Regions from separate parts of the Homo sapiens genome. Here all the other regions are linked to region 2. The links are chromatin loops, found by intact Hi-C in ENCODE. Cell type or tissue: prostate gland. All regions are shown on one strand. Links, peaks and the distances in the headings refer to the core of each region. The heading gives the core; the rest is flanking DNA.

Region 1 (10,544 bases), core at 4,474-9,473, 260 kb before region 2:
GATTATTCATATTTGAAAGTCTAGGGAGACATCAGAACTTGTCATATATCCTTGGTGTTCTTAACAATAACAGTACTAAATCTCTTCATTGTTTATAAAAATACTTCCCAGTTTGTTTAATCCTCATGGGGAATCTGTGTGATTGAGATTCCCTTCTTAAAGATGAGAAAACTAGGTTCTAGAAGATTAAGTGACTGGCCTAAAGAATTCAGCTGGTGAGTGTGGAGCTGAGACTGGATCCCAGGGCTTCTGACAACACTCAGTGCTTGCTCCACCTCCCCACTGCTGTGTCCCGGTTGCTAGTCTTGGTCAACATTTATTTGTTTGTTTATTTATTTATTTGGCTTACAGTGACATAGATAGATATTTAATAAGGGTAAGGGTAATCATACAGATTTATGAAATGTTTCATAAAAGAAAGGAAAACCTCTTGTTTGAAATATGTAAACACTAGTTAACCATGTACTCTCACCCAAATTCAACTGAATGAGTACTTACTTATTGGATGCTTACAAGGAAGTAATGCTGAACAGGTATCATCATTGATTTTTTTGTAGGAAGTTTTTTATCCTGATCATAAAATTAATGTGTGCTGGTCCGGTGGGGTGGCTCACACTTGTAATCCCAGCACTTTGGGAGGCTGAGGTGGGCAGATCATCTGAGGTTGGGAGTTCAAGACCAGCCTGACCAACATGAAGAAACCCTGCCTCTACTATAAATACAAAATTAGCTGGGTGTGGTGGTGCGTGCCTATAATCCCAGCTACTTGGGAGACTGAGGCAGGAGAATTACTTGAAACTGGGAGGCAGAGGTTGCGGTGAGCGGAAATCATGCTATTGCACTCCAGCCTGGGCAACAAGAGCAAAACTCTGTCTCAAAAAAAAAATTAATGTATGCTTATTATAAGCAATGCAGACAGCATAGAAAGTATGAAGAAGAAAACTTTCTTATAATCCTAACTACCTAGAAATACTGACTACATAGCTAACATTTCATTATAGTTTGTCTTGTATATGTGTGTCTATTTGTGTATATGTATATGTAAACATATTTCTACATATATAGAGATATATAGATATGGATAGGCACTTAAAATGGGCTCATGCTATTTTGTAACCTCCTTTTTCATTTAAACACATCTTTTAGACATTATTTCATGTTAATAAATACAGACCTATATCATGACATTGCATGTCTGTATAGTGCTCCATGATACAGATTTATTACAGTGTGTTGAGCTAGTGTTTGATGGATGGATATTTAGGTAGATTGTTTTGCTGCAATCAGGCTGAGGTAAATATTCTTGTATGTCTTTGTGAACTTGTTGGACTATTTTCTTTAGGATAATTTCTTAGAGGTATGATTGCTGTGTCAAAGGAATTTGATACACATTGTATATTTGATGTTTTACATCATGCTTGACATAGTCACTCTGCCTTCCCTGGGAATTTTGCACCTACTTATGCTATCATTGCAGTGTTTGAGTTTGTTATTCTTCATACCATAACCAACATTAGGAACTCTCATTCTTTTAAGTTTTGCTAATCTGATAAGGGAGTGGTATTTCATTATTATTTTAATTTGTACTTCTTTAAGTACTTGTTAAGTTATATGCCTTTTCATATGTTTATTGGCCATTTATATATACTTTTGTGAATTGGTGATTGTGGTCCTTTGTACACTTTCTGTTGGAGATTCTTGTTTTCCGATTGCTTTGAAAGAGCTCCTCACACTATTAACCTGGCATCTGGAATGTGTTAAAAAAACATTTTTCCAGTTTGTCATTTTTTTCCTTTAATTTTATGATATTTTTGCCTTATAGAAGTTAAAATTTTAATATATTCAAGCCTATCAGTCTTGTTCTTTTATTATTTCCGCCTGTGGTCAACCATATGAAAGCCTTCCTGCCGGTGAAATTGTTTCAATTTTTGCTTATATTCTGTACTTTTAAATATTAGAACCAAGTTAAAACAAGATGACGTCATCTTGATTATATATTATTATGGAAGTTAGTTTTTGACAGGTATTAAATATAACTCTCAGTAAAATCTATAACCTGGAAGTTTTGTTTTCTGACGTAATGCAGCACCATGTTGGGTACTGTAGTAATCATGGTGGGGACATTGCATGTTTGTGGATTCAAAGTACCCCAATATTTTAATGTCTTAAAAGTCTTGTAGTATAGTTAACTTATCATTTTTTTTTTCTTTATTGAGACGGCATCTTGCTCTGTCGCCCAGGCTGGAGTGCAATGGTGTGATGTCAGCTTACTGCAACCACTGCCTCCCGGGTTCAAGCAATTCTCCTGTCTCAGCCTCCTAAGTAGCTGGGATTACAGGTGCCCACCACCACGCCCAGCTAATTTTTGTATTTTTAGTAGAGACGGGGTTTCACCACGTTGGCCAGGCTGGTCTTGAGCTCCTGACCTCAGGTGATCCGCCTGCCTCGGCCTCCCAAAGTGTTGGGATTACAAGCGTGAGCAACTGCACCCGGACTAACTCAGCATTTTCTGTGTGACTTGTCCAAATCAGATTTATGGATTCTTCAGAATTTCTAATATTACTTCCATTGGAAGCAATAGGCTTATCTATGTTGATTTTAGCTGTCTTTTGATTGTTTCAGACTTTTGTTTAGAAAAAAATTCTATTCACCTTATTTGGTGCCCCTTAAAAATTTGCTTGCTTAAATAAAGGTTGTGAGGGAAGAATCTGGTGACATTTTTCCTTTTTATTTTTCCAAGGTATTTATCAGTGGCATTAAATCAGAGTGCAGAAAAGTACTTGAAACCATTCTGAAGAACAGCAGGCTCTGCTCCCTGCTGTCTCCTTTCTTCACTCCCAATGCTGCACCTGCAGAGTTCATACAGCTGTATGAGCAAGTGGTGAAGTTTCTAAGTGAGGACAACAGTGATATGATTTTCATGCTGCTAACCAAGGTAAGATGTAATTCCATCCTCACCATATTGTTGAAACGTAGGAATGATTGTTGCTTCCTCCTCTACAGAAATAAAAGGACCTCTGCAGTTTTGTTTCCAGGTACAGCAGAGGCTGAGAGGCCTTTTTCACAGTTTGCATGAGCTTCAAGCAGTCTGACCCCACAGCTGCTTCTTAGGGGGTGGGGCATTGGTTGTCTTGTATAGCAGTGGTCTCCAACCTTTTTGGCACCAGGGACCGGTTTTATGGAATACAGTTTTTCCATGGACTGGAGTAGAGGGGATGGTTTTGGGATGAAACTGTTCCACCTCAGATCATCAGGCATTAGATGGAGCATGCAACCTATATCCTTCACATGCACAGGTCACAATAGGGTTCGCACTTCTATGAGACTCTAATGCCATGGGTGATCTGACAGGAGGTGGGGCTTGGGGATCCCTGTTGTATAGGGTAGTCTTATTCCACTTAGTGTAAAAAGGACCTAATTCCCACCCCTTTTTAAAAACTTAATACAGTTTTGAAAATATTCATAATAGTAGTTTAGTACATCCTTTTTTAAAATTTATCCTGAATTTATGCCTAAATTGTGTTTGACAAAGGTTTTGTTAGTCTCTCTCATATTTAGAATAAGCTGGATCTAAGCAAATTGCCTTTGATCTCATTCTGAATATTAACTTTAATATTTTATTTTATATTAATATTATATTTTATATTAATATCTTAGTATATAACATTAGAATATTAACTCTGTTAGACCAAGGTAATGAGTTTACTTAAGCAGTTGAGAATTTCAGAGTCTTAGCTACTTTGCCTTCACTTGTATTTCTGTTACATCTATGAATCAAAACCTTGGCAGTTTTGGTCGGGTGCAGTGGCTCCTATGTGTAATCCCAGCACTTTTGGAGGCCAAGGCATGAAGATTGCTTGAGCGTAGGAATTTGAGACCAGTCTGGCCAACACAGAAACCCTGTCTGTACAAAAAAAAAAAAAAAAAAAAAAAAAAACACCAGGCTAGTGGTACTCCCAGCTACTTCAGAGGCTGAGGTGGGAGAATTGCTTAAGCCCTGGAGGTTGAGGCTGCAGTGAGCTGTGATTGCACCACTGCACTCCAACCTGGGTGATGGAGTGAGACCTGTTGTGAAAAAAAAAAAAAAAAAGACAACCTTGACAATTTTAGGGCCTACAGATTGATCTCAGCCTATAATGGAGGAGAACATGTTTTATAGTTTGGGATTTTGGAAGGGAATATCAACAGTCTGAATTTTATTAACTGAGACAGGTAACTGATGCAGACCAGAAACATGGCTGTTAAATTGAGACAGTTCCATAAAGTGGCTGCTTATTTGTGGCACTGTCGCCAGTGAAGGAGAGCTACGAAGTTCTGATCCAGTTCTTGGAGAGGAAACTTATTATAAGACAGAAATGTATGAGACTCTGAGGAACAGTATAAAATTATAAGCCAATAATGAATCATCAGTAAAATTTTTAAATTGCAAGAAAAGCACACAGAGCTTAGAAAACTCTGCCTCTGAGATTCTAGATAGTAACACAGAAATAGATGCATAATGGCACCAATTAGTGAACTACTTTTTTTTTTTTTTTTTTTGTTGTGAGACGCAGTTTCGCTCTTGTTGCCCAGGCTGGAGTGCAATGGCGTGATCTCGGCTCACTGCAACCTCCGCCTCCTGGGTTCAAGCTATTCTCCTGTCTCAGCCTCCTGAGTAGCCGGGATTACAGGCATATGCCACCATGCCTGGCTAATTTTGTATTTTTAGTAGAGACCGGATTTCTCCATGTTGGTCAGGCTGGTCTTGAACTCCCGACCTCAGGTGATCAGCCTGCCTTGGCCTCCCAAAGTGCCGGGATTACAGGTGTGAGCCACCGCACCCGACCCAATTAGTGAACTTCTTATATTCTTTTATGTACTTCTCTTTTTATTATTTATTTATTTATTTTACAATTAGCTTCCTCAGGTTGAATCTTTTATGTACTTGTTTATACATTTTAATTTCAATTTTTATAAAATGCTGGGTAATTTTTGGCTTTTAAACTAAATTTACACAGACCTCTCTCCTCTTAAACTATTTTTCTAGTGCAAATAAAACGGCTTTTTGTTTCTTTTTCTTTTTAGTTCGATCTTAAACAATGGTTAAGCGCCACTAAACCTCCTCTGTCTGATCGTACCAGGCTTCTGGAGTCCATTCACTTGGCACTTACTGCCTGGGGCCTTGAACCAGATGAGGATATTTTGATGCCATTTAATCTTTTCTGTAAGCACTGGACTTATCTTCTTCTCTACCAGTTTCCTGACCAGTACAGTGACATTCTCAGGCTGCTTATGCAAAGTAAGTGTCTTCATTTAATTGTAACTAACTAGATCTTAGTGAATATTTAATATCACATTTTTCATCTTACAGATGTTATTCAAAGATATGAAAGTAATACCAGTATAGGAGTTTAGAATCACTAATTGTCATCTAAAGGGCTTGATGAACAAGGCCCAAAAAGTTGTTACTGTAAATATGGCCAGTTATTGTTCTAAATTTGAGAATGGGCTCTAATTGGGCAAGGCAGCACCTCCAGTTTGGTGGAGTCCACAGTCATGCAGGTACTTCTTTGTCTTGACTTTTCAGCTGTCTTGAAGTGGGGTGGGAAAGGACTGGCTTACTCTGCAGACGACAGATCTGGCAAAGCAAGGAGGTTGTGCCTTATGATATGTTTAATATGACAGTTTGTTTCTCTGTAGTTCCAAACATTTTGGGAGTTTTTCCTTTCTAAGTCTTTTACTCTTGTTTTTTGCAAATTAATTTTATCCATATGTAATGATAGACTTTATTTATATTTACCAAGGGAAAGAGCAGCATTACAATCTCCACATTCCTGCCACTTCTGTTCCCCCTTCTTACAATTTTCTATAGCAATTTTAGAGTTTAGAGGAGAAATAAATAGGGTAGGCTTTTTTATTTTTGGAGTTTCGCTAGGCAGTAATTTTATTAAAATTTGATAAATGAGATAGTATTTACTTTTTAATGCAAACTTCATACGGTTTATAGATATAATAGCAAATGAAATTTTGCTTTATACCAAATTTTTGTGTTACATCATAGAAATAGTTTAATGGATAAGTTAATGATCCAGTGTATCGGGTTGCCCAAAGGACCTTGAAATGTGCAGCCTCTCATTTTGAAAGCACTTCAAGCTTTAATTGTTTCCCACAGAGGCAGGTTGCAGGGTGGGTGGAGAATGGTGGAAGGGAAATACATTTGTACAAATGCCAATGAATATGTGCATAGCTAATTTTTTCTCTAAGCTTTTAAAGTTTCAAATAGTGTGTGTTGTGGATTTTTCCCTGAAATCTTTTAAAGAGATTGTAAACCATTTATATTAGACCACTATTGACTGGAATTTAGCTAGAAATTTGTTCTTACCAAGAAAAGTAATTCAGACTTAAGAATAACAATATGATACCTCTCAGATGTCATGAGCTTCAGCCTCCTGGTTTCTTTCTCCTCCTTGGCTACCATGTTGATGTTCCCTTGGGAGCATCCTTTGCTCTTCTACTGCATTCATTCCCTCTGGGTGAGCCCGTTGTTTTCCCTGATGTCACTGCCACCTTCTAGGCATGTGTGATTTCCAGTGATAGCTTAATTTTGGGGCGCTGTCCTAAGATCCAGACCCCAGTGGCCATTGGACACAGACTGGCACTGTCCCCAGGTACCTCACACTGGACATATTGTAACTGGCCTCACCATCGTTCTCCTCAGACCTGCTCCATGAACCTGTTATTTTAGTTGATTCTCATGTTCGCTCTGGGTGGAAAGTACTTTAGGAGATATTATTCCTGTCCTGTGGGATGGGAAGTTATTAAGTAGCAGAGTTGGGACTAGTTCAGAATATGGGCTGCTGGACTTGTCCAGCGTTTCCATGCTGCCTCTGGGTCTTGGTTTCGGGGAATTGGGGGGCCGGTAGGAGACTCCTTCTGGAGAGCCCAGGCCCTGAGTTGCCTTCATCATGTGGTTTCCGTTGTCCTGTGACTGTTGTTTCTGTCACACTCATAGATAGCTGTGGTCCCCCAGCCAGGAGAGGCACTGCCACCATTCCCCAGTCAGGGTCGGAGGGTCAGGTCTCCCACCCCTCTGAGTGTAGCTCCACCAGCTTCAGCAGCGCTCACTCCCAGCAGGGTTACCAGGAACCAGGAAAACCAAATGTGCAGGTGGCCAGTTCTTCTCTTAGGTTCTCTTTACTTGGGCCTCCTCACCCCAGATATCCCTGTGAGTTTGTTTTGGATTTTGGCTTTATTTTTATTCCTTTATAAGGTGCTCATATTCTTTGTTACAAGTTAAAATATTCCTTTCGGGAAAGCCACTGACTTGCTCTTCCTGTCCCTGCTGGCAGGCTCCGCGGAGCAGCTTCTGAGCCCCGAGTGTTGGAAGGCCACTCTGAGAGCCCTGGGCTGCTGCGCCCCCAGCTGCCAGCAGGGGGCAGCGTCCACCGAGGGCGCCGTGCTTCCCAGCTCTTCTGATGCTCTCTTGTCAGACAAGCAGGTGTGTAGCCTTTGGTCTCTGACGTGTTTGTGCATTTCTTTTTATTTCCCTTGCTATTCATTTTTTAAGCAGTTGGAAAACTTGTGCATTATCTTTAAGAGCCATGTGTTTTTCTTTGTGTTAAGTGCTTTGGTTCCCTCGTGTCCCCTTTTTCCAGATGGCTCACCCCATTCCCCTGAGTCTAATTCTTGCCCATGTATCCAAGACAAGGGCAGGCACTCCCCTGTAGATCTTTCCTGCCCACCCTAGCCCATCGGACTCCACCCTGAGACCTCTGGTCGGGTTTCTATGATGCAGTGTCCCATGGAGCTCTGGGTTTTATCCTTTCTGTTTGATATGCATTTGCATGAGAATTTATTTGAAATAATGGTTCCACTGATTTAGAAAAGGTTTGAAACCCACTGATGGCCTGGCGCGGTGGCTCATGCCTGTAACCCCAGCACTTTGGGAGGCCAAGGTGGGCGGATCACTTGAGGTCAGGGATTCGAGACCAGCCTGGGCAACATGGTGAAACCCTGTCTCTACTAAAGAATACAAAAATGAGCTGGGCATGGTGGTGCACGCCTGTAGTCCCAGCTACTCAGGAGGCTGAGGTAGGAGAATCGCTTGAACCCAGGAAGCGGAGGTTGCGATGAGCCAAGATCGTGCCACTGCACTCCAGCCTAGGCGACAGAGCAAGACTCTACCTCAAAACAAAAACAAAAACAAAAAACCATTGATTTATTTCTCATATGCTTTATATTTTTGCCACTCTCTTATAAAGTCAAAGACCTACTATATACACCCCCATCACAGTGTATCATAACACTTTACTAAAATACATATTTAGTAAGCATTTTTTGACTAGTTGTCTCTTCCAGGTAATGGAGACTATACAGTGGCTTTCAGACTTTTTTTATAAGCTTCGGTTATCCAAGATGGACTTTAAAAGCTTTGGTTTATTCTCAAAATGGAGTCCTTATATGGCTGATGTGAAGACATTCTTGGGCTACCTTGTGAAAAGGCTGATTGACTTAGAAATGACCTGTTTGGCCCAAGACCCAACTGCCAGCAGGAAAACAGGTAATATACTTCTCATGCGATGTGGAGCTAGGTGTTTGGACTTTCCATTAAGAGAGATTTAAATAGGCACATTAAGAGATTTATATTGAGTGTCAAGGAGAGAAAGTAGAAATATATAGAACAGGCATGAGCCCATATATGTGTCATATATGTCACAATATATGAATGGATATATTCATTACATAGTGAATGTAGGGTGCTTGCTATAGCTTGTCTCTGCCCCTCCTTTGCAGGTTGGGGTACAGAGAGGTTTCAGTTTCCAACCCTTTCTGTCATTTGTCTTACTAAGATGGGGTTCTAAATCTTATACATTTATCTTTTTTAAAAGTGTGTTATAAAATTATCCATGATATTGTATTGTAATACAAATTCTTCAATTCAGAGAAATTCCAGTGTAGCCAATGAAAACGTAAACATACATAGTTACACTAAGCATGTTGTTTATACATTAACATAGGTTTATGAAGCTACAGATAATAAGAGGTAGATTTTTCTATATAATGTGAGCAGTGATATTGACAAATGACAAATGATGACCTTTGTTTTGTCTCTAAAACTTTTTAGTGCTGAAATCCCTACATTCAGTAATCATTCAGCTCTTTAAGCCATGGATCCTGGTTTTAGAGGACAACGAAAGGTAAACAGTTTTTTAGATATTCAAATTCCTTTGACGTTTGTAGACTTAAAATTCTAAATGGTATTTGGTAGAAGTGATGAGTTCACAGATTTAATTTTTTAGTGTAAGGCCATATTTAAATTTAGAAAAGGCTTCTTTTCAAAACTTAAGACATTTTCTATTTATGGAATTGCTAGTCTGGATCATCAGAGATATTATCTTGATAATAATTTTGGAACAAAACTGGACACTCATTTCCAGTTTTCCACAATAAGAGGTTGAATAAACTTTAGTGTTTAATTTCAGAAAAAATGATGCTGTTCGCTTGAGGGTTTTATGAGACTGATTTTTCTCTACTACATCAGTTGTGTTTTGGAACTAAGTTGGCTATAAAATTATTGGGTGGGAATTACCTTTAAATCTAGGACTCTTCAATTAAAGCATTATTTCACAAGCATTTGAAATACTTAGAGGTATAGAGCTGTCCAAATTCAGTGAGTTGCCTTCTGAGTCTTTTTTTTCCCTGAAAGTATACAAGCAGAAGCTAGTTGAACTTGTCAGGGTTTTATAAAAATTACGACAGTGGTAAACATCACATTATAGGAGTTGTTTTCAAAAACTTGAATTTGATTCTGAGACTCAGAGAACATGAATGTCAAACTCAAGTCTCATAGCTGGTTGGTTAGTGCTGAAGCTGCGACTAGAACTCAGGTCTTAGACTTCTGTTTCTAGACTCTTTGCATTAACCCATGATGCTTTACGAGCCACTTAAGGAAAGTATAAAAGGTTCTGAATGTTTGCTTTTGCTAGAGGGCTATCTGAATAATCTGCAAGCTTCAGGATTTTATAGTGACTGTGTACATATAGACTGCTTACCATAGTGCTGGCTGCTTGTTTATTTCCAGTAAGAATTAACGGAACCTATTTGGATATTGAGTTTTCTAGACCAGATTCAGAAAATAAAAAAAAATTTTTTTTAAGACAGAGTCTCACTCTGTTGCTCAGGCTGGAGTGCAGTGACGTGATCTTGGCTCACTGCAACCTCTGCCTCCCAGGTTCAAGCGATTCTCCTGCCTCAGCCCCCTGAGTAGCTGGAATTACAAATGCATGCTACCACGTCCAGCTATTTTTCAATTTTAATTTTTATTTTTTTTGTATTTTTAGTAGAGACAGTGTTTTGCTATGTTGGCCAGGCTGGTCTTGAACTCCTGACCTCAAGCAGTCTGCCCACTTCTGCCTCCCAAAGTGCTGGGATTACAGGCATGAGCTCCCGTGCCCAGCCAATTAAATTTTTCATATAAAGAATTTCTCTGGGCCAGGCGTGGTGGCTCATGCCTGTAAACCCAGTACTTTGGGAGGCCAAGGCAGGTGGATCACTTGAGGTCAGGA
Region 2 (10,544 bases), core at 2,995-7,994:
CTGTTCCACACATCTTGCTAAAATCCCTATAGAGAGGGACCCACCTGTCTTGGCCCAAGGCGAGAGCTGTTAAGGTCGAGACCACTGTCCCCAGGCCCCCAGTGATTGTCCACCAGGGATTCTGGATCAGCAGCCCTATGAAGATGATGAGGCCGCTGAGAGGATTGTTGATGAACATCACCTGAGCGGTCCCTCTCAGGACCCAGTCTATGAACTGGAGGGCAAGGTGCTTGTCTGAAAGAGACAGAGAGCGAGCCATCAGCAGGTCCAGCTTGGGCTGCTCTGCTGAACTGCTGGTTGGCATGGCAACCAAGGCAAACAGGAATGTGCAAGCCAGGACCCTTCCCATTCAGCCAGGCCAGGGGTCGGGGTGGAGGGGTGGGGGTAGAGGGGAGGCTGGTGCCCAGCCCAAATCTCTCAGTAGCCCAGCAATCATTCTGCAGTGGGTGGTAGTTTTTGCCATATAGACAGAGGCACCATGCTGAGAACAATTTAACGCTGTTCCAGCCACTGGCTTGGTTGGAAAAGAAGCCCCGGGAGCATTCCAAGGGAAATTTATTGGTCCAAAAGAAAGGGTGGGGAAGGTGGGGGGGTGGGGGCAGGAAATTCTTTTTTCTGTAGTGCTGGATGACTCAGTTAAGGGCTGGTATCTGAGCAGCAAAGAAAGTAGCCTGAAGAAAAGACACTAGGGAAGAAATTGTTGTAGCCCAGCTGTGAAAATCAGTACTGAGTCAGGGCCTGGAGGAGGCCAGGTATAGGAGAGGGGCGTACATTCTGCCTCATTTGCTGGTTTGGTTTCCATGACAACTGGTGCAGGTGTCGGGGCTAGTGGGAGTGAAGGGTGTGGCATTCCTTTCAGTGTTTAGTTCGAGAAGTTAAAAGGAAAGAATCCTGAAGCTTTGGGAAGGATGATACCAATATTTTCTTGGCACATAGCAGGCACATAATAAATGGCTGTGCAACAAGTGAATCGAGTGAAGGAATGATCATTCAGCTAGCTTGGGAAATGGCTTATATGTTGCTAATATGGTTGTCCTATATCTATTTCACATAGGAACGAGCAATTTGCAAAGAACTAAGATCAATGCATTTAATTCTGAAACCATGAGAATTCCAGGCCAGTAGGGTATATCATATCCCCTTGGAGTCAGCTTAGGGCTGAAGTTCCCCCAGCTGTGGACTCCAGCCCTGGGTGAGGTCCAGTCCTGGGCAGATCCACCCAGGGTGAGGGTGAATGAGTGAGGGAGAAGCTTTGGACCAAACCGGAGAGAGGGTTGTCTCTCTGGCCTGGCCTGGTCTGGCTGCCTCTCCCCAGGGTATTTTCCTACCTTTCAGCCAGATCCTGTACTCCTTCATGTCGCCCGTGAGGTAGCCCACTGCTTTGGAGAGGCAGATGCACCTTTGGCCTGCTGAGTCCCGATGGGCCACCCCGTCGTCTTTCCTTTTACTCCTTTCATTGAGCTTTTCGATCTTCACAATGTGACTGTCTTCATTGGAAGACCGGAGATCCTTTTAGGAGAAACCAACCAGACATCAAATGATACAGCTTTCTGAGAGCAGGGACATTTGGGGATAGAGGAGGGTGGCAGGTTTTTTGATAAAAATAAAGGATCATGAGACAAAGGGTGGAACACATGCCCATTGTCTGCGGCTGCATAGAGTGCCCCGTACAAGCCTGTTCTTCCCAGGACCATGCACCTTCTTCACAGCAGGATTTCTTCACCTTTGTGCCATGGATCTCTTTTGGCAGTTTAATGAAGCCCATGAGCTTCTTTTCAGAATAATGTTTGTAAATGCAAAGATCAGATAAATAGGACGGCAAACCAAGCCAATTATACTGAAATGCAGTTATAATCTTACTAAAAATTAAGATACACATGTATGCACAGCAGATCCAATACCTTCTGTAATTTCAAAGTAGTGATGAGTAAAGATATGGGACCTCCTCATCGCAAGTCAGGACAGCTCTGGAAGGCCATCCCAGCAGTCTTGAGTCCCTCTCTACTGCAGCAGTGGCCAGCCAGTCTACCTCTGTGCTACCACCGAGGATGCTAATGGCCTGCATTTCAACAAAGGCCTTCCCTTTGGAGACAGTAGGGTAGTTCAAGGGAGCAGGTTTAAGGGGAAAGATTTTAGAGACTGATTGAAAGACTGGTGAGTGAGTGTCTGTATTCTGTACTTGTCCTTAAAATCATGTCTCATGAAGAGCCACATTATCTAAGGCCAGGTAGGACCCACCATGGGTGTCACCATGTACTGACAGTGGCACTTCCTCAGTGTGCTAAGTTCACTGGGAAGGTGGGAAAGCGGCATCTTTTGCCCCCACTTTTCCCATCCCCTCCCTCCCAGGAAACATCCTAGGAGGGACACTTCTCACCTTTTCTTCAGGCATTTCCAGGAGGGGCAGAGCTGGGTGAGTATCCGGGGATGTCGAGGGCCAGCTCGGGCTGGTAAACTCTGCCTCGTAGAGTTTGTATCTGCTGGAAAGTGGCTCTGGCAGGAGAGGACTGCTGTGGGGGTCAGACATTCCTTCGGGTCACAGCCACTCTTCTATCGATGGACTAGACGGAAGGAAAGGGAAAGAGCTAGTGAGTCAGGACGGGGCCCAGAGGGACTTGGCTGAGGCTGGACTCAGACCTCAGGTCTGTCCTGGGGGTTGGACAGTGACACACGTGGGATCTACAGCTTGTGCTGTAGAGTTGAGGACATTTCTCTACCTCATTACCTTTCAAAATCCTCCCATTCTTCCGCGTCCAGAAGAATGTCCATTTGGCCGATGAAGATATCCCTGACCACTGAGTCAGAATGGAAGTCTCTCTTTTTCTCTTGATCACTGAGTGTTTTTTCTCTGCCTTTCATATTGCCTGCTGTGCCGTCCTATTGTGGTAGTTAGTGGTACACGTATGTTCCCCTTGATACGTACACACAGATCCAGTACTGATTGGAGGTGGGGGGTGTCTAAGAGAAACTCTTCCTGAATTTCTATGGAGGCTACATTGCTTACAACTGATCTCCAGTCTTCCTTCTCTTCCCTCTACCATTTCCAGCTCCTTCCCTCTTTCCCTTCCCTAGGAACAGTAGGAAGCACTGGTCTATTCTTCCATGAGCTGTGTGCATCCCAGCTGAAGGAGCTTCCCTTCCACATGGGGCTCCTGTCCCCGTACCACCAGGGTCAGGGCTTATGCCATGACTTGCTTTTGGAACATCCTTTGCCTGAGGTCCTCAGTTTCCTGGTTTTGTCTGGCTTCCCCTTGGTAGTGCTGTACTCTCTCCTTCCCATACAGCCATTTGTGCATTTCTTCTCTAGCCTCCTCCAGCTCAGTTATATCTTTTTATTTATTTATTTGAGAGGTGGTTTTGGACCTGCATGCGGTCTCCTCTCAGTATGACCTAGAGCTTTCCCCATTGCTCCGTGCTCCATGCTGCATCCCTTCAGTGTAGGACCGTCTCTCTTAGGACAGGGATCACAGATCCCTAACATGGGTACTACCATTCCGTATACTCATCATTCCAGACACCGCTCAAGGATTGCAGGATTCCCTTCAAAAGGGGATAAAGTCCCCTATCTAATTTTGCATTAGTTCCATTTCGCTAGGCTATTACCTCTCCTCCTCCTAATGAGAGGAATTCTTACTCTCCACAATTTCTTCTGAGCACCACTCACCTTGCTTGGGCAGAAACCCTTCTTCTTTGAGGCTTATCTCAAATGGCCATACCATCCTCTCCAACTGCCCACTGCTGCGTTACTGACTCTCTGGTCACTCTGTCATTCAGAGAAGACTTGAAGTGCTCCTACTAATCATCTTCATCCCCCTCCAGTAACTTTAAGCAGCTTCGATGTCCAGGCAGATAACTCATCATCCTGTTCTCTGGCTTCTCAGATCCTTGTCCTTCTCATCTCCAGTGAACCTTTTCATCTCCCCTTTTCAGCAACTGATTTCCACAGTCCCAGCATGGGCTTAATATCACACACACTGGAAATCTCAAAAGTCAGATCTCTCCTCTGGCCACTTCCTCTTGCACATTTGGCTCACCTGCTCAGGTGACCCCTCTGACAGCCCTTCAGCTCCCACAACCACCTGTCTTCCCTTCCCTCCTTGACCAACTTAACTTCATGGCCCCTTATGTTACTTCCTCCAACTCTCTTGCACCTGTCTCCCTCCCTCATGCTTGTATGGTGAAATTCCAGCCGGGATAAACCCAAATGCCTAACTTTTCCATGCTTTCACCAAACAACTGAACATGGCTAGAGAACAAGGGTAATAACCGAGTAGATTGCTTTCACTGTAAGTTGGATTGCTGTCCTCAGGTGAACACTAGGTGCTTCCCTTTTCTCTCTTTAGTCCAGCTCAGTCTGCTTTCTGCTATGGCTGCCTTTGCTGTGGTCTCTAAGGCCTCCATGGCAAGTCCACTTTCAGTCCCCATCCCACCAGGCTGCTCAGTGGTGTTCTGAGAGTTGATCACCCTCTTTGACACACTCTTTGGCCGTTATATCTGCTCCCCTCTCTGGTTGCTCCTTCACACTCTCTTTTGGCGGCTCTTCTTCGTGTAACAGGAGCATTTTGCAGACCCCTGTTCCGGGCCCTCTTCTCAGCCCTGGTGCTCCTACCCAGGTGACGTCAGCCCTCAGCATGGCTTCGTATTCCATCTCCCTGCCGATGACCCTCAAAACTCACATTTCCAGCCCAGTTTTGAGCAGTGGATTAACAGATTTAGTTGTCTACTTTACACTCACATATAGACGTTCCAAGTGCCTTAATTTGCCAAAACAACTCATCATGTTGCCTTCCCAAATCCTATCCTCCCTCACAGGTGACCACCTAGGAAAAGTCATCTTCCCCTTCCAAGCCATTCCTTCAGAAAACTCAGGAGTCACACTTAATGCTCCCTTCTTCTTACTCTCTAAATTTAACAATTCTGTCTCTAAAAAATATGCCTTCACGTTCATGGTCACCAGTTAGCCACCATCACCTCTTACCACATCTTCAATGACTTTCATTTGGATATCCCTACTTTTTCCCAGGTTTCTCCTCAAAGCCATGCCCCGCAGGGAAGAGTTGCCATATTAATCTCATGTTGGATCCCTGCTTAAAGCCCATCAATGCTTTCAGATGGAAAACTACCTCTTTGACAGGGTGTGCAAGGCTCTGAGCTGCCACTGTGCTTTAGTGAGTCCCTTGCTTTCTGGCTCCATGACTCCAGGCCCCATGCTGGCCTCCTTTTAGTACTTGTAAGGTGTTGAACACTTTCCACCTCAGGGCCTCTGCAAGTGCTGGTTCATTGGCATGAAGACCTTTCCCTCACTCTTCCTGGTCAACCCCTACACTTCTGCCAGGCTTTGTCTCAATGATCACTTGCTAAATAAACCCTCGCAGATCCACCCACCATGTTCTCCTGTCACATACTCTCATGGGACCAGGTATTTTTCCTTATAGCAGATTTGTATATTTATTTGTATGGTTTCTATCTTCCCACCAGAACTTAGGTTTCATGAGGACGGTGGCCTCCTCTGTTCTGTCTATTGCTTTGACCCCAGCTCCTAGCACAGTGTGTGGCATGTAGTAAGGGTTCAATAAATAAATATGGAAGGAAGAGGTGGGGGGGAGGAAGCGACTGTGAGCAAGGTTACAGGTGACTGATAGATAGGGAACACTTCTCTGCATAACTTTACAAATCTCTGTGGATCTCAGGGATCTCCAGTGGTTTCAGAACAGCGTGGGGCCACCCACCAGCCATGCATTTTCTGCAGGCAGAACCCCCTGTCATGTCTAGCACCGTTCTCATTCCCAGGAGGAGCTCATTAGACCACTGTGAATTTTTGTGTAGGTCTGCAAATGTCATTCAGATCTAACTAACCCTGATGCTGCCATAACTCCGGAATGGAGGCCTTTCCTTGTATTCTGACCCTGTAGGTAGGGTTTCAGTAAGGGGTGGGCACACTGCCATAGAGGGGGCATGCTGGAAAGGTTTAGGAGACAGTGAAATCCGACAAGCCCCAGAACCTGTTCCTCTCCAATGCGCTCTCTCCCTCTGGTGGCCAAGAGGTGATACAGCATCCCTGGCCCTTGGTAAAAATTTCCCTCCAAGCCAACCATATGAAAAGTAAGCAGGGGCAATCAGATATCTAGACACACAATCTGCATGACACTATACAACTGGATGAACTAGATATGTTCCGGAAAGGCCTTGTGTTAAATTCAGTGGCTATGAAATCTATTAAAAGTCTAGCTGAAAAGTGGTAATGATAAAGGTTTTTCCTAAACATATTTCATGGAATCTAAGATGTTATCAGCTGTAAGATTGATCACTATTTTATGTATCATAAAGAAAGAAGAAAATGCTTCCATTCATAATTTCAAGATGCATCCTGATTTTAGAAATGTTAAAATATGAAAATAATATACATCATATAATCAAGGAAATATAGTGTTCTTTTAAGTGGTGGGGCTGAAGTATACAGGTAGGAGTTGAGAATGGGTATACTCAGAAATTATTTCCTAACCGTAAGAATTTAAAGATTTTTATATTTCTTTTGATGAAAAAAAAATGTGTCTACTTTATAATCCCTGTAAGAACAGGGGCCATTACCTTGTTAATTTCTGCATTTATACCACCCAACAGAAAGCCTTACACCTAAAAATCCCTTTATTATTATTATTGCACAAGGGAAGTTCTTTCTAGGGTACTCTCCAAAAAGGTACTCCACCTTTGAGTCCCTTCTGTATGCAGACAATATTTCCATTTACAGATAAATCATGTCCTTGAAAAGCAAAATAGGAATTGTTTCTCATGTGTATGTTGCTCTCAGCATTTTCCAGAGCAAGCTCACCTCATTGTGACATTTGCAGGACCCAGAAAATGAGCAGTTTGCTGCAGAGTCAAGGTTAGACCCAGTTCCCCACTGCGCTCTCCATTACTCTGACTGCCTGGCTGGGCCATGCACAGCCGAGTGGCTGGCCCTTGAGCGCCTGGGTCCAGGGCCTCAGCCCGCTGTTGTGTTTCTCAATCCTATGTATCCTCTGCAGGAACAGGGCCTTGCACCTCCTCTAGGGAATACAGCGTTCCTTTGCCACGGGAATGTTTACTCTGTTACAACGGGGAATTTTGGCTTTGGGGTAGGGGGCGAGACATGCAGCACCAATGGCCCTGTGGAGAGCAAGTCTCCGCATCCGGAAGGAGCACAGGCTGTGAGGTGGGGCTGCTCCTGCCTCCCTGCTCTGCCACTCGGGGCCGCGTGGGCCTCCATGTCTCCGAAGGGCAACGTAGGCTTCTCAGGACAGTGAAATTGCTGACTTGGTTCCTGGCACATAGTAGGCGCTTAGTGATCTTACTTTTCCCTCTTCTCGTGCTCCCAAATTGAAGGGAGAGAGGGTGGGAGCAGCCAGATGAAGTACAAGCTGGCTGGTGTGAAACGGAACAGCTTTCAAAAGTTTCCATAAGGCGTCGCCACTTGTTAGAACTGGATGTGAAATCCCTGCCCGAGCCACGTCCGGGCTGAGGGCCTCAGCCCGTTCCCAGCTCAGCTCAGCGCCAGTCCATTAAACCTGCTTCCAAGAACACATAATGATCTGCTTGGCGCACTCAGACTCTCCTTGGCTGCCCACACCTCCTCTTCTCCTTCAGAAATATGGACAGAGAGGCTGTTTGGATCAGTCCCACGTCTCTCCAAAAACCAGGCCTCAAATGTCTGGCAAGGGGCTCCCAAAACAGACCAGCTCCTCCATCCTCTTTGTAAGAACCCTCCTTGTTGAATATCTACCGTTCGCCTGTGGGCTACCCTGGAGGGATCATTGCTGGAAGGCCCAGTCCTTGCCTGCAAAGGGCTCACATTCGAGTGCCCAGGAGAAGCAGTGAGCAGGCACTGTGTCCTGAGCAGGAGGCACAAGGGCAGAGGGCAAGAGGGCGGTGCAGAGAGCACAGAGCGGCTGCCCTGCCCTCCCAGCCCTGGGGAGACTGGGCTCAGCTTCCATGTCAGGACTTGGCTAAGCAGGTGAGAAAGAGGAGCACACTCCAGAGAAATGCCTGAGAAAATACATGGTTTGGGCAAGCAAGTCCCAGCATGGACTCTGCTACAGCATGGGAGAGATGTCAGCAGGCAATCAAAGACAAAACTAGGGTGTGAGAACCAGACTGTCAGGAGTCCTTAGTGTCTAGGTTTGGACCCAAATTCTTCCAATGGTTAGAAAAACTGTGGCTCCTGCTCTATTGTACTAATTTTGAAATTCTTTTCCTGATTATTTTCTCCTAAAGATCATCCATCTCCAGTAGAATTGCAGAAACACGCCCATGCCCAGTGAAGAGGGGCTGTGCCTATTTCGTATGCTCCTGCTGCCCTGGGATGTAAGGGGCCCATGTTCAAAGGGATTTCTTGAGTTGTTGGTGTGAATTAGTGCAGAGTCAAAGCTCTCTCCCTATCCCTAGTCTCTTGGGCTTAAGTATACCAGTCCCCTGGTCATCTGGGGATGAATCTCAAATGGCCCCATTTACTACTTCTTTTTTTTTTTTTTTTTTTTTTTTTTTTTGAGACAGAGTTTCGCTCTTGTCACCCAGCTTGGAGTGCAATGGTGCAATCTCGGCTCACTACAACCTCCTCCTCCCAGGTTCAAGCAATTCTCCTGTCTCAGCCTCCCGAGTAGCTGGGATTACAGGCGCCTGCCACCACGCCTGGCTAATTTTTGTATTTTTTGTAGATACGGGGTTTCACCATGTTGGCCAGGCTGGTCCTGAACTCCTAACCTCAGGTAATCCACTGGCCTGGGCCTCCCAAAGTGCTGGGATTACAGACGTGAGCCATTGTGCCTGGCCTTACTTCATCTTCTAACCAACTCAGTTATTGAGACCACAGCAGCTCTGGAGAAGTAAAAGTGATTAGCAGGTTCTCCAGAATATTAGTTGGATTGATATATTTTGCCTAAGACCTTGCAATTGATGCAAGGAGAGTTTCCATAAATTTCTACAACCTTAGAACCAAGAGGGATGTCCTCTCTGAAATGATGAAGGAATCCATTCTTTAACACCTCTGGATACCTAGCTTCTCCTGGCTGGGGTCCCTTTCCCATGAGGCAGGTTGGTCTTGTTGAGAACAGCCCTGCTTACTAGAAACCCTTGTATCTGTGGAGCTGACATCAAGTCCCTGGGACTTTTTCTCTTTGCTGTTTCCAGTTCTGTCCATTATACCTGCACAGGATACAGGGACTCCTTTTCCCACCTAAGAGCACTTCAGAGGTTGATCCTAAGCCTTCATTTTTCTAGGGCAGTCTGCTTGATTGTCCTTCACTCTGGCTCACCAAACACAACCCCAGACTCTCTGCCATCTTGCCACCAGGATCTCAGTGACAGCATCATTCTGAAAGGACCTTGCTGAGTGAGTCAGGCTGGGTCCCTGGGAGCACTGGCTTCACTCATCCCTGAGTTGGTAGACTCTGAAGGTGAAAAATCAGGTGTGTGGGGCTAGGTGGATGTTTGGTCAGGCTGCCAGAATGGGGACAGATGAGGCCCCTGGACTGGTGGATCACACATCAGGGAGATCAGGGAGGGGAGGAATCCAGGAGACACCTGGGCACTAAGAAGACAAGGCAGGTAAACAGTCCAGTAGCTGGGCTGAGAGGTGCCTTACTCAGGGCTGGGTTGTATAAGAGCCTGGCTGAGTGCCGGCTTTTATTAGGGGTGGCTCAGAGTTTTCTTGGCAGCTCCAAGTTAGTAAGTCTGATCTGGGCTGAGAGGAGACTGACTCACTGGGGCCAGCGGGTCAGGCTGGGTGGGGCAGGAGTCAGAGGCAGCACCACCTCCTCTGGGTCCTCTGAGGACTGGCTGGGGTTAGAGATGGCTGGTGGCCAGTGGGCCAGGGGCTTTATCTTTCTGGTTTCTGCTGCAGGGCCAGGGCTGGGGTTCTGCAGCTGAGAATCTAACCAGAGCCTGGCAGGGGAATTCTGGCCTCCAGCAGAAAAGCTCTGAGGAGCCTGCAGTGGCTGTGAGATGAGGTGGGGGAGAGAGCAGACCACTTGACCTCTTTTGATGCTCCTCCTTAGCTTGTGTTTGGAAGAATCTCATAGGAGATCGTCACACCCTTCTTATGTGACACTTTTTTCTTTGTTTTAGATGGAGTCTCCACTGTTGCCCAGGCTAGAGTGCAGTGGCGCAATCTCGGCTCCCTGCAACCTCCACCTCCCGGGTTCAAGCAATTCTCCTGCCTCAGCCTCCTTAGTAGCTGGGACTACCGGCGCACACCACCATGCCCAGCCAATTTTTTGTATTTTAGTAGAGACGGGGTTTCATCATGTTGCCCAGACTGGTCTCAGACTCCTGAGCTCAGGCAATCCGCCCACCTTGGTCTTTCAAAGTGCTAGGATTACAGGTGTGAGCCACTGCACCCGGTCCTTATGTGACACTTCTAAAGTGGGGTGACCCTTCAATGTTCCACATATTGAGCCCTCTCATCCCATGAATAAATGGCAATTTATTTATTGCCTCTTGCATTCCATCAGTTGCAATTATTCAGCCATCGAGTTCTCCTTCAGAGCCCTCAGTCTGGATCAGCCCATTAT
Region 3 (10,544 bases), core at 2,806-7,805, 59 kb after region 2:
ATCATGAGGTAGGGACACACTGGCTGTGCCCATAGAGCTCATCAGTTAGCCTGGTCCTGCAGGCCATAGGCCATGAAGCTCATTAGGTGGGTGAGGTGAGGCGGGGGCAAGGCACAAGCCTGCTGGGGATGGCAGTGGGAGTGAAGGATCCCTCAGGAAGACACAGGAGGGAGGCTGCTCATGATGACTGGGACCTCGATGCTGCCATTTTGAGGGGTCTGGTGCCCCCACCGCCTCTCAGGATTGGGAGCTGGGCACTTTCATGAATGTTTGAATGAGGGGATCAGGACAGCTGAACACCCATGTTGGTTTGATTGCAGTGAACTGAGCATAAGAGCACTGGAAAGAACCGCCCGGGTCAAGCCTGTGACACCTCCCCTGACCCAGGAACTGTAGAACAGGTTGTGAGGGATGTGGCTGCCCTTCTGCACATCTTCACCATCTTCTCCTGAAAGATCCTGGGGTGGGTCTCTTATTCATGAATCACTTGCACTTGCCTGTTAAAAAGGTTTTAACATCATTTTATAGGCCCTCCTCTTGAATACTGACCATTTTGACTTTGAACCCAGTAACTGTCCAATGAAGTGATCAGGAAAGGTAGAGGCCGAGAGAGGTGGAAAGGTAGAGGCCGAGAGAGGTGGGCGGCTTGCTTGACGCAGGACAGCTAAAGACCAGGAGTTCTGCCTTCCTCACACTCCCCAGGATGGTCACACTCACCGGGCTAACCCCTGGACACAGGTTAGCTTTTTCAGAAATAGATTAAAATAACCTCACTCTTCTGAATTTAAAGGACACTCTGACTCTTTCCCAGTTTTTAAGATATCCTAGGTATTGAATAAAACAGAGAAGCTTCCCTTTGCTCAAGGATAACAGCCTGAAATCAGCAGACAGATCTGGGCTGTCCAGCCAGCTTGCTCTCTATCAGTCGGGGTCCCTTTAAGATGCAAAACTTGGAGGTAGGGAGGTCAAATGCAGGCCAGTGGAAGTTTCCACACTCTGTCTGTCTGGGCCAGCGTCTCTGTCTATCTCAGCTTAGGAAGGGTGGGCCCTTTTCCCACAGGCTTGAGATTTATGACTTTAGTCTGGGATGGTGGGGGTGGGCGTTGGCCTTCCCTACAGGAGCAAGTGGGTCTCTTCAATGGTAAACAGAGTTACAAAGAAAATTCCAAATGGGTACCCCTCAATCTGTGTCAGCCTTGCTCCCTGGTCCTTTTTCTCCTTGTGAGTTACACACACACACACACACACACACACACACACACACACACACACTATGTGCACATGTCCTCAGCTATAGAATGAGGCACAGTGATAGTGGTTTGTGTCTATATGTCCTGAAGTCCTCAGCTCAAATAAATCACCAGATTCCCATTGACCACATAAGGCAGAAACTTTTAGTTGTTACTTGAAAATACATTAAACACATACAAGCACACGTGCACACCCCCATTCTGAAAGCTTCTCACCTTGACTTCTAGCCCTCACCAGTACTTCTGATAAATCTGTCCTTCTGAGCAAAGCTGGAAGTATTCTCTGTCTGTACCGCCCTGCAGTTACCTGTTCGTGGAGATGTCATCTTCCTGCCCCCAAGAGTTTTCCTTTAATACACTGAAATATTGAGAAGCAAGAGCTGTAAGTATTGAAAGTCCTTGTGGAGATTAAATGGGAATCAGAAATCAGCAACTGGCTGGCTGAAGCCTTAATTATCAGTGGAGGGACACTCACAAGGAAGGAATTTGGGCTGAGTTGGGAAGGCTGGGGTGAGCAGTGATGTGGACACTGTGTGTGTGTGTGTGTGTGTGTGTGTGTGTGCGAGCGTGAGCGCATGTACATGCATGTCGAGGGTGACGACAGGGAGAGGCCTGCCATCAGCTTTTTATTAAGAGAGTTTTTAAATGGTCCTGTGTTTTAGGAAATCTGAATAAAGTTTTGTGCTTATGGGAGAATTCTCCCTACTTTCTTCCATTGAAGGCAGTATATCCTAATGAGAACACAGGCCCTGAAATCAGACTATCTGAATCTAAATCCTGGCCCCATGATTTCTAGCTGTGTGACTTGGGCAAACTCCTAAACTTCTCCAAGCCTCAGTTTCCTTGTCTGTAAAATGGGCACGATCAGAGCACTGACATTATAGAGTTGGGAGTGCTGAACGCCTAGCCCAGGGAGGGAAATCTGACTATTTCTTAATTTTCTATCTGAATTGACATTTGGGTTATTCCACATTTTTATTTCCTTACCTGTCACAACTCATAAACCAACCAAAGTTTTTACTTCCACAACAGAAATGCTTTGTTTCCTTAAGGAAGCTGTGCACAAACTGCCCACTACTCTGCCATTGAAACAAAACACACATGTCCCCACCTGACACTCTAGTGCCTTGTGACTTTATCTGGGGATAGAGCTGGAGCTGAGGTGTCAGCGTAAAAGGGCAAGGCAACTTTCTTCTCTCCTGGGTCAGGGCTGCCTGGGATGATTTATTGGAGTGAAGTGACCCCTGAGGCAGAGGGAGGAGGACAGCCATCACAGGATGGAACTGACATTCCTTCCTGTGCCTAGAAGGGCACTCTGCCTGTGGAGAAGCGGGTCAGGGCACGCACACTGATTCAGCCCTGGCTGTATGTGGGTAGGAGCCGATGCGTGTGCTGGGAACATCCTGCAAATGCTGTCGGGATGCCTGGGGACAGCTTGAGTTCTGCCACCGACCAGATGTGCAGTCTTGAGCAAGTTGCCTCGCTTTCCTGAGCCTCATCGTCCTCATGTGTCAGACTGATATCCACGACGCCAGCCCATTTCTCCTGCAGACTTCATGACAATCCCTTCCTTCCCTCCCTACACATGCTTACACGTGCACAAGTGCACACAACATATGCACATGCATGCTCACGTAGAAGCACATGCATGCGGCTGGGTGTGGTGGCTCATGCCTGTAATCCCAGCATTTTGGGATCCCACGAGGCGGGCGGATCATGAGGTCGGGAGATCAAGACCATCCTGGCTAACGCAGTGAAACCCCATCTCTACTAAAAATAGAAAAAATTAGCAGGGCTTGGTGGCGGGCGCCTGTACTCTCAGCTACTCGGGAGGCTGAAGGAAGGGAATGGTGTGAACCCGGGAGGCGGAGCTTGCAGTGAGCCAAGATCATGCCACTGCCCTTCAGCCTGGGCGACAGAGCAAGACTCTGTCTCAAAAAAAAAAAAAAGAAGCACATGCATGCACGCTCACAATACACCATAGTTGCAGGCACTCATGTCTATAAACGCATGCACGAACACACACACATCACCCACATGTGCTCTTCCACAGCTATCTGAATTGTATCCAGTTCAAGTTCCACCTCCTGACTTCCTGGGCCTTCCCATCCTACCCTCATCACTTGCTTGTCTCAACTTCAAAGCCTCCCCATACAAAGTCTCACTTTAGTTACCTTGTCATGTTTGAATTGTTATACTGCTGTGCTGTGTTTGTCTCTCCAAATGCAGTTAATTCCTTGACAGACTTAGGTGCAAAGATCTCTCCCCGAGAACCTCCATAGCGTGCACAAGTGAATTTCCTGTCATGATAATGATGCTTAAACTCCAGAGCCCTTCATTGGCACAATGCACGTACACAGTCACGTGTTTTTATGTAGCTGGCAAAAGTGAGATATTTCAACTATAATCTCTTAAAACCATTGTTTCTCCCTGGCATATTTCCCCCTGGCATCCCCTTCCTCATTTTGGGGGGCATTGATGCTGCCACTTTGAAAACTAGCTAAGGGGCAGTTGAGCTGGGGCTGTGTTTGGTTTAGGTTCAGTGCGAGGTGTTTGTGTAGTTTTAGTCACCTCTCTGTGTAACTCACTCATCAGTAGCTGTCACCATGTGGAAAAAGCTGCCAGGAACACTCCTGTTACCCACTGTGCAGACATCCTCTGTCTTGTGCCATGAAAGGGATGCAGTTGTACAGAGACCTGAGTATCTGTGTCCTGCAGAGCCCAGCACTGGAAGCATATAGATGGTGAAAGAGAAACAAGTTTTTAAATGCCCAGAGCCAGAAGCTACTTGGCGGGAAATTCCTCCAATCATTAGGTATGTAAAATCACAAGAGCATTCTCATCACTGCCTCATCAAAATAAAAGTTCTCTCTTGTCAAGAATACACTCGATCATGCAAAGTAATAAAATTATATATGCACCATTCATCTTGTTTCTTTTTTGATGGGAATTACTGACTTAGAATTTATCAGAATCCCCATGTTTAAATGTCTTGCTGATTTGACAGGAAATACTGACATTGATGGAGATAACATAAAACTCATTATACGCCACTACAATGAGGGCATCGATGACAATCTGGTTAGTAAGTTTCATAAATTCAAAGAGCATTTTAGATTTGTTGCTGTGAAAGAAAAAATGCCCTGAAATCTCATAGCTCATATGTGAAAGATACTTGACAGAGGTTTTCCCAAAGTTGATAACAATCCTGAAAATTCACGTGGCATTACCAGTGACAAATTGTGAGACTGAAAGAAACCTTTCCAAACCGTGAATAATAAAGTACAAAATTTGATCAGCTTGTTAGAAGATAGACGGAATTATCTTTGTATTCCCTCTATAAAGTCATATTGAAAAATTATAGTCATTTAAAGAGATGATCAAAGAGTTTGCAGTTTGGTAAAAGATAGACTGAATTATCTTTGTATTCTCTCTATAAAAATGATATTGAAAAATTATAGTCATTTAAAGAGATGATCAGAGAGTTGGTAGCCAAAAAAAATGTAGGAAGAAAAGTATTACGGATGTGTCAGACAGTTATTTTAGATTTTGTGGTGCCTGTAGAATTTGTCAGCTTTTTAAAATGTGTAATTTGTTGTGACTTCATTCTTTCTCAATAAAATTATACTTTCGAATGTAATTTTGCATTTGGGATTTTGAATTCTTTTCTTTTTCTTCAAGAGGGCCTTCTAAATTGTGAAAGCTTCTGGCCCCACAACACTGGTCTGCCCTTATGTTCCCCCCAGTTCCTACAGAGAGCTCCCGGTCACAGCACTCTTTGGCCTGTGGCTGCCAGCACAGACTTTGGCCATGAGGGCGGGGTCTGGGGTGGCACTGACAAGGCACCCATCCTGAGCCAGTGGGGGATGCAGGTCTGGCAGACCTCACACATCTTTAGAGACCACCTGCCTCTCATTCTACAAGGGGCAAAACTTTTGTCACACTGCCTCAGAGGGCCCAAACCTTCCCACCAACCGTCTTGTCAGGGCCTGGCTGGGCCCTGCCAGCCCCCCTGCGTTTCCTTTTAATAAAATTTAATGTTTTCATTTTCAAAGACCTAGAAAATCCAAACACTTTTTAAAAGCCCCGAGGAACTATAAAAATTAATAGCACAGGGATAATTTCTTTTTCAGTGGCGACTCAATTAAACCTGCCAAAGTCAGACAGTGTGATTTAAATGCACCGCTTGCAGAGGGACCAGAGCAGAGCAGGCAAACATGGAATGAAACAATAATATTTACCAATTACCCTCTTGGTTGTTTCCCACCCAGCCCCTTCCCCCCAGGGAGAATTTTTTCCTTCCCTCCCTCCTCTCCGGGGGCCAGAGCTCAGCATCCCTAATTGTTTTCTCCTTGAATGATCATATTGCTATCAACAAGTGACTGAACTTCTTCTCTGCTCAGAGTAATGGAAAAATACCACCCAGGCCGGCTGCCCGGGCCAACAAGCCACATGGACTTGTTGTGGGGCTAAGATCAACTTTGAAAACAGAAGAATGGCTCCAAGTTCAATCCAGCCAGACACTCCAGCCAGACAAGACATCTAACATTCCATGCTTAGTCCTGCCCCAGGACACTTGCTCCTGCTGTCCCCCTGCCAGGAATGCCCTCTCTCCTATTCATTGAACACTTACTACTGAGCACCTAAAGCTTGTATTTTCTTCAAGACCCCTATCAAGATCAAGTTCCTTTAGGAAAGCTTTCCTGATAAGACCCATATCCATGTAGATTTCACTCTTACTTGGTCTACCTTCAGCTCTTCTCTATCAGGTCAACTGACATTATCTTTTAATTACGTATAGACTGGGCACTGTCCTAGAGCTTTTAACTTGTAGATTCACAACATGCTTATCTGTTCTGCTAGACTGTAAGCTCCTTAAAGGGAGGAACTCTTCTGAATGCATCTCTTAGAATGATTCAGTGTATTTAGTTTGGTGTTGTGCACCCGATGGAGGTGTACTAATTGCATTTGAACTGGAACGGGGAGTCTCAACATTTTCTCTACAACAGGAGAGAGAACTGGGTGCCTCAGGAAATAGGCACAGGAATTTCAATGCAGCATTGTTTGCTTAAAAAAAATATATACCTGAGCTAAATGTCCATCCATGAAGGCATGGATAAAGAAATTAGGGAATATGATGACTTGCCATAGAGCAGTTAAATAAAGAAAATGGAGTCAAATCATCAATCTATATAGATCCCCAAATAGAAATGTTGAGTGAAAAAGACAAGTTGCAGAATAATGTTAAGATACAATTATGTAAATTCAGTGCCATATCGACAAATACTATATAGTGTTTTAGAGATCCATATGAATATATCCATTTGAGAACACACGGATGAAAAAGAAATATGTACAATTCATAATAGGGTTGTTGCTGGAGAGGGAGGGAGGGGAGTGGGAGTGGGACCTAAGAGTTTTTAATTCCTTCTGAATATTTTTCATTTTTATTAAAAAATATGAAGCAAATAAGAGAAGGTTAACATTCACTATTTCTGCTTGGTGAGTACATAGGTGTTTGTGAAGTAGAGTCAGGCATGATAGCCACCCAACGGGCTGCCCCTCCTCCTGGCATAAGACTGGACACCCTTTCCCAGCCTCATTTGCAGTGAGCTGCAGCCAGGCCAGGAACGTGGCCTCTGGAACACCTGGCCTGGGTTCCGCAGCCCTAGCAGCAGACAAACTGCTTGTTTTGCTGTCACTCTCTTGCAGAGAGCTTCCCCAGACTAAGTGGGACTATAGGGAACAGGAAGAGGGAAGCATGACCACTGAGCAAAGTCCCAAGGCCTTCTTCTGCCCACAGGATGGATTTTCAGCTGGCTCCCCGACAGGCACGTTGCCTTCATTCACCCTCCTACCCAGAATGTCCTCCCTACAGCTGTTATGGCACATACTCAACCATAAGACTCTTCTGCCTGGTCCAGGCCACTGTGGCTGGTGACAGTGGCCTCCCGTGGCTCATCCCTCACTCCTCATATCCTCCCTCCAGTCCTCAGAAATCTTATCTCTACTGCTTATTTTGTCTTTCACCACACAGTATCCTGTGCTGTTGCTTATATCTTGGTGACAGGGACAATGCCTTATCTTTGTATCTCTCTGTCAGGGAATGACCTAAGTTGACTTTTTCCGTGTTAAGCAGAAGAGAAGAGAATAGCAGTGTTTAATTTGGTCTTCCTCTAGGAGCCCAATGAGGATAGCACATTGGCCTCTTCTGAGGCTAGAATTTCTAGAGTTGGGGTAAAAGGGACCCTTCCTGGAGAGAGGTGGGGACAAGCAGGAAGTCAACCCCAGGACATGAAAGAGGTGAGGGTATGGGGGCTCCAACAATGAGCTGTTGGGGAAGGGGCTGAATTTTATTTTCATTTCAGAGAAGATCAAGGCTAACTCTAGCCAGGGTTTCTTGCATTGCTTTAAACTTTATGGCTTCCTGTGTTTCTTATTTTTGTTATCACTTTTCATTCCTCCATAGGGGCTTCATATAAGTTCCCTTAGAATGCAAGGGGATTGTTTGTCTCAGAGGCAGCTGGGCAGGTAGGGGAGATATCTGGAATCAACTTCCTATTCCTCAGCCTATCCTAGAGGAGTAGAAGGCTCTGTTGAGAGGGTTGGAGACCATGGCTGAGAAGGAGGGCCAAAAAGGGGCTAAATCCCTGAGGTATATGGATAAAAAGGAGGTGGCAGTGGGAAAGTCCAGGATGGAGAGGAGATTCTGGGGGTAGAGATGGGGTCTTCATCTGTGGTGGAGCAATGGTCAGTTACTGACCTTTTGGCCTTAGACAAAGCTATTTAGCCTCTCTAAGACTCAGGTTCCTTATTTTTAGAAAAGAGATAATACACCTTGGCTGGTCTGCTAAGGTTTTAATGAATAAAATAGGTACAAGTGTTTAACAACCACTGGGTGCTATCCAAATATATGCTATTGCCCTGGCTAATGCAGTAGATGCCAGACAAATGCAGGCCAGTCAGAATGAATAGGCAGATGACGATGAAGCAGTGAGCTCCCTGGGAGGGGGCATATGTTCATAGGTGGGTCCAGAGGTCCAGGGCAACGTGTAGGCAGAGGACATTTAATAGGGACTTGGGCCACACCCAGGAAGCCTCTGCTCCATGACCTTGATGTGGTGATCCCTTATCTCCTGAAGGCCAGACACCTTGGGTCAAACATTCTCTTCCCTAGGGAACAGCCTTTGGGCTGAAACCTGGTACTTTCAGCTAATGGTGGATCCTGTGGGTTCTGGCACTACAGCTGGAGGCCACAGTAGGGTGCACCCCAAGGAGGACAGGGAAAACAAAGCAGTCTCTTGGATGTTAGTAATCTAGTCTCTACTGAGTTTAGCCAATGGCACCAGAGCACCATAACCACATGTTTAGAAAATAAGGTGACAACAATGAAGGTGATTAGAGAAGGCTTTGGTACAAATCCAAGTTGTAAATATTTTGGAGGAGAGTGGGAGGACCATATGGATTTTATACCACAGGGCTTTGTCCACCTGAGACACCTAATTTCCCATTTTTTCTGGGAGACAAAGTCTGAACATCCTATTTGGACACTGGAACCTCCCACAAAGTGGCCAGATGGTATTTCTGGTGATCTCTCCTACTTTGGCTGTCTTGTACAAGCCTCCTTTCTGCTGAGTGAGCAGAACACACTAACCCATTTTAACGTGCCATCTTGTTCCTTTTTTCCTAGCCAACTCTACCATCTCATCAGAGCCCAACTCAAATCTCACCTTCTTCCCACAGGATTAAGGGGTTCAACTTCAATGACAATTCTTGATCTTCACCACTCTTCCATTTCTAACCTCCCCAAATGCTCAGTGCCTCTTTCCTTTGTTTGACTTTTTAGCATTCTCTGACTAACATTGTGGCTGCTTACGTATCTCATCTTTTCTTTTATACTATGAGCCCCCTGAGAGAACTGATTGAGTTTAGCCTATAACCCCCTCTAATCCACCTAGCACAATGCTGGACACATAAGAAACTCAAAGGGGCCAGGTGCAGTGGCTCATGCTTGTAATCACAGCACTTTAGGAGGCCGAGGCGGGCGGACCACGAGGCCAGGAGATTGAGACCAACCTGGCCAACATGGTGAAACCCCGTCTCTACTAAAATACAAAAAATTAGCCAGGTGTGGTGGTGCACACCTGTAGTCCCAGCTACTCTGGAGGCTGAGGCAGAGGAATCGATTGAACCCAGGAGGCGGAGATTGCAGTGAGCCGAGATCGTGTCACTGCACTCCAGCCTGGCGACAGAGTGAGACTCCGTCTCAAAAAAAAAGAAACTCAAAGGATTCTATCTCTATCTCTTGGAAAGATAGAACCCTGGTGACCAAATAATCCTTTGTCCCTTGGTATCTATGGTCAAATGGACACTTGTGGCGAATTCAAACTCATGCTCTCCAAGGTGCAAGCACTAACAGGTGACCCAACCTGACTTTGGCTCACACTTCCATAGTTTCTAATCCACCCCAGTGAGACTAAAACTCATGATTATTTCCTACAGAAAACACAACACCTGTGGTGATGCTGCTTTTGTGGTTTCTTCTCTGCTCTACACTCAGTTTCTGACCACTTCCCTTCCACTCCTGGGACACAAACTCACAGTCCAGTATGAGCTCCCACATGGCCCTCCTTACCAGTGCCATTCCTCTCTCATTTCCATCTTCTCTGTACAGTGTCTACTGCTCCAGTGCTTACTATTTAGCTGGGGTGAGTGTGATGAGCCAGACTCACAGATTAATACTGTATAAGGCAGGGTCGTACTAGTGACATAAGTGATGCTTTCCAGAAAGACTGAACTGGCTTCAAGTGGGTGTCCTTAGGGGTCTACAATAAGGAGACAGCATTTGAACTGAGCTTTAGAGGACAGATGGGATTTGGAAGGACAAAGGAGAGAGAAAGGTACCAAATCAAGAGCCAAGGGTGTTAGGAGAAAGTGACTTGAGAGAGTAGCTGGAAAGGAGGGACTATAGGAGGTGGAGAAGAAAGGTAGATGAAGGACCAGGAATTGGAATGATCTGAGAGGCTACCTGGCAGACAGCTTGGCAGGCCCTCAATAATGCCAGGTATTTATACCTGAAGTGGTTTCTGAGTGTCTTTGAGTGGACATCCTGGGTGTGTCACTTATGGAAATGCCCCAATCCTCAGGTATGGGGTGAATTCATCAGGAGTTAAAGGGAGGACACCCTCATGGGTCTATACTGATGCCAGTCTAGGAAGGGTCTCTCCTAAGTGCCTAACCTGCTTTAGGGTGTGAATGGTCTCTAGGAAGGATTAATTAAATGGGCAAGAAACT

Evidence for each region. A loop is a pair of places that touch in the nucleus more often than their neighbours do. Peaks named below come from ENCODE experiments on the same cell type or tissue, not always from the same donor. Only the 100,000 strongest peaks of a DNase experiment are listed, where the experiment ranks them.
Region 1: a loop joins it to region 2, with 3 times the contacts of the local background. A loop is called at or near these places in 12 of 110 quality-filtered maps.
Region 3: a loop joins it to region 2, with 6 times the contacts of the local background. A loop is called at or near these places in 3 of 110 quality-filtered maps.

Annotation. Positions count from the first base shown.
Region 1 is chr18:45,877,008-45,887,551 of GRCh38, reverse strand. EPG5 (ectopic P-granules 5 autophagy tethering factor) reads left to right here. Exons shown (of 44, transcript NM_020964.3): 30 at 2,741-2,935; 31 at 5,065-5,278; 32 at 7,329-7,477; 33 at 8,338-8,539; 34 at 9,104-9,176. Among named protein-coding and RNA genes, the nearest start is that of SIGLEC15, 57 kb to the right of the region's middle. In prostate gland, for the core only: a CTCF peak has its summit at 7,401 (motif pointing right); a DNase peak (open chromatin) is centred at 7,371; H3K27ac peaks cover 392 bases.
Region 2 is chr18:45,616,648-45,627,191 of GRCh38, reverse strand. SLC14A2 (solute carrier family 14 member 2) reads right to left here. Exons shown (of 20, transcript NM_007163.4): 2 at 2,378-2,561; 3 at 1,329-1,509; 4 at 45-234. The coding sequence starts at 2,527. The region is part of intron 8 of LOC105372093 (a long non-coding RNA gene); the gene reads left to right. Among named protein-coding and RNA genes, the nearest start is that of SLC14A2, 6.4 kb to the right of the region's middle. In prostate gland, for the core only: a CTCF peak has its summit at 6,046 (motif pointing left); DNase peaks (open chromatin) are centred at 6,006 and 7,521; H3K27ac peaks cover 1,227 bases.
Region 3 is chr18:45,557,784-45,568,327 of GRCh38, reverse strand. It overlaps a transcript of SLC14A2 not described here. Among named protein-coding and RNA genes, the nearest start is that of SLC14A2, 52 kb to the left of the region's middle. In prostate gland, for the core only: no CTCF peak of the experiment used is centred there; no DNase peak of the experiment used is centred there; H3K27ac peaks cover 739 bases.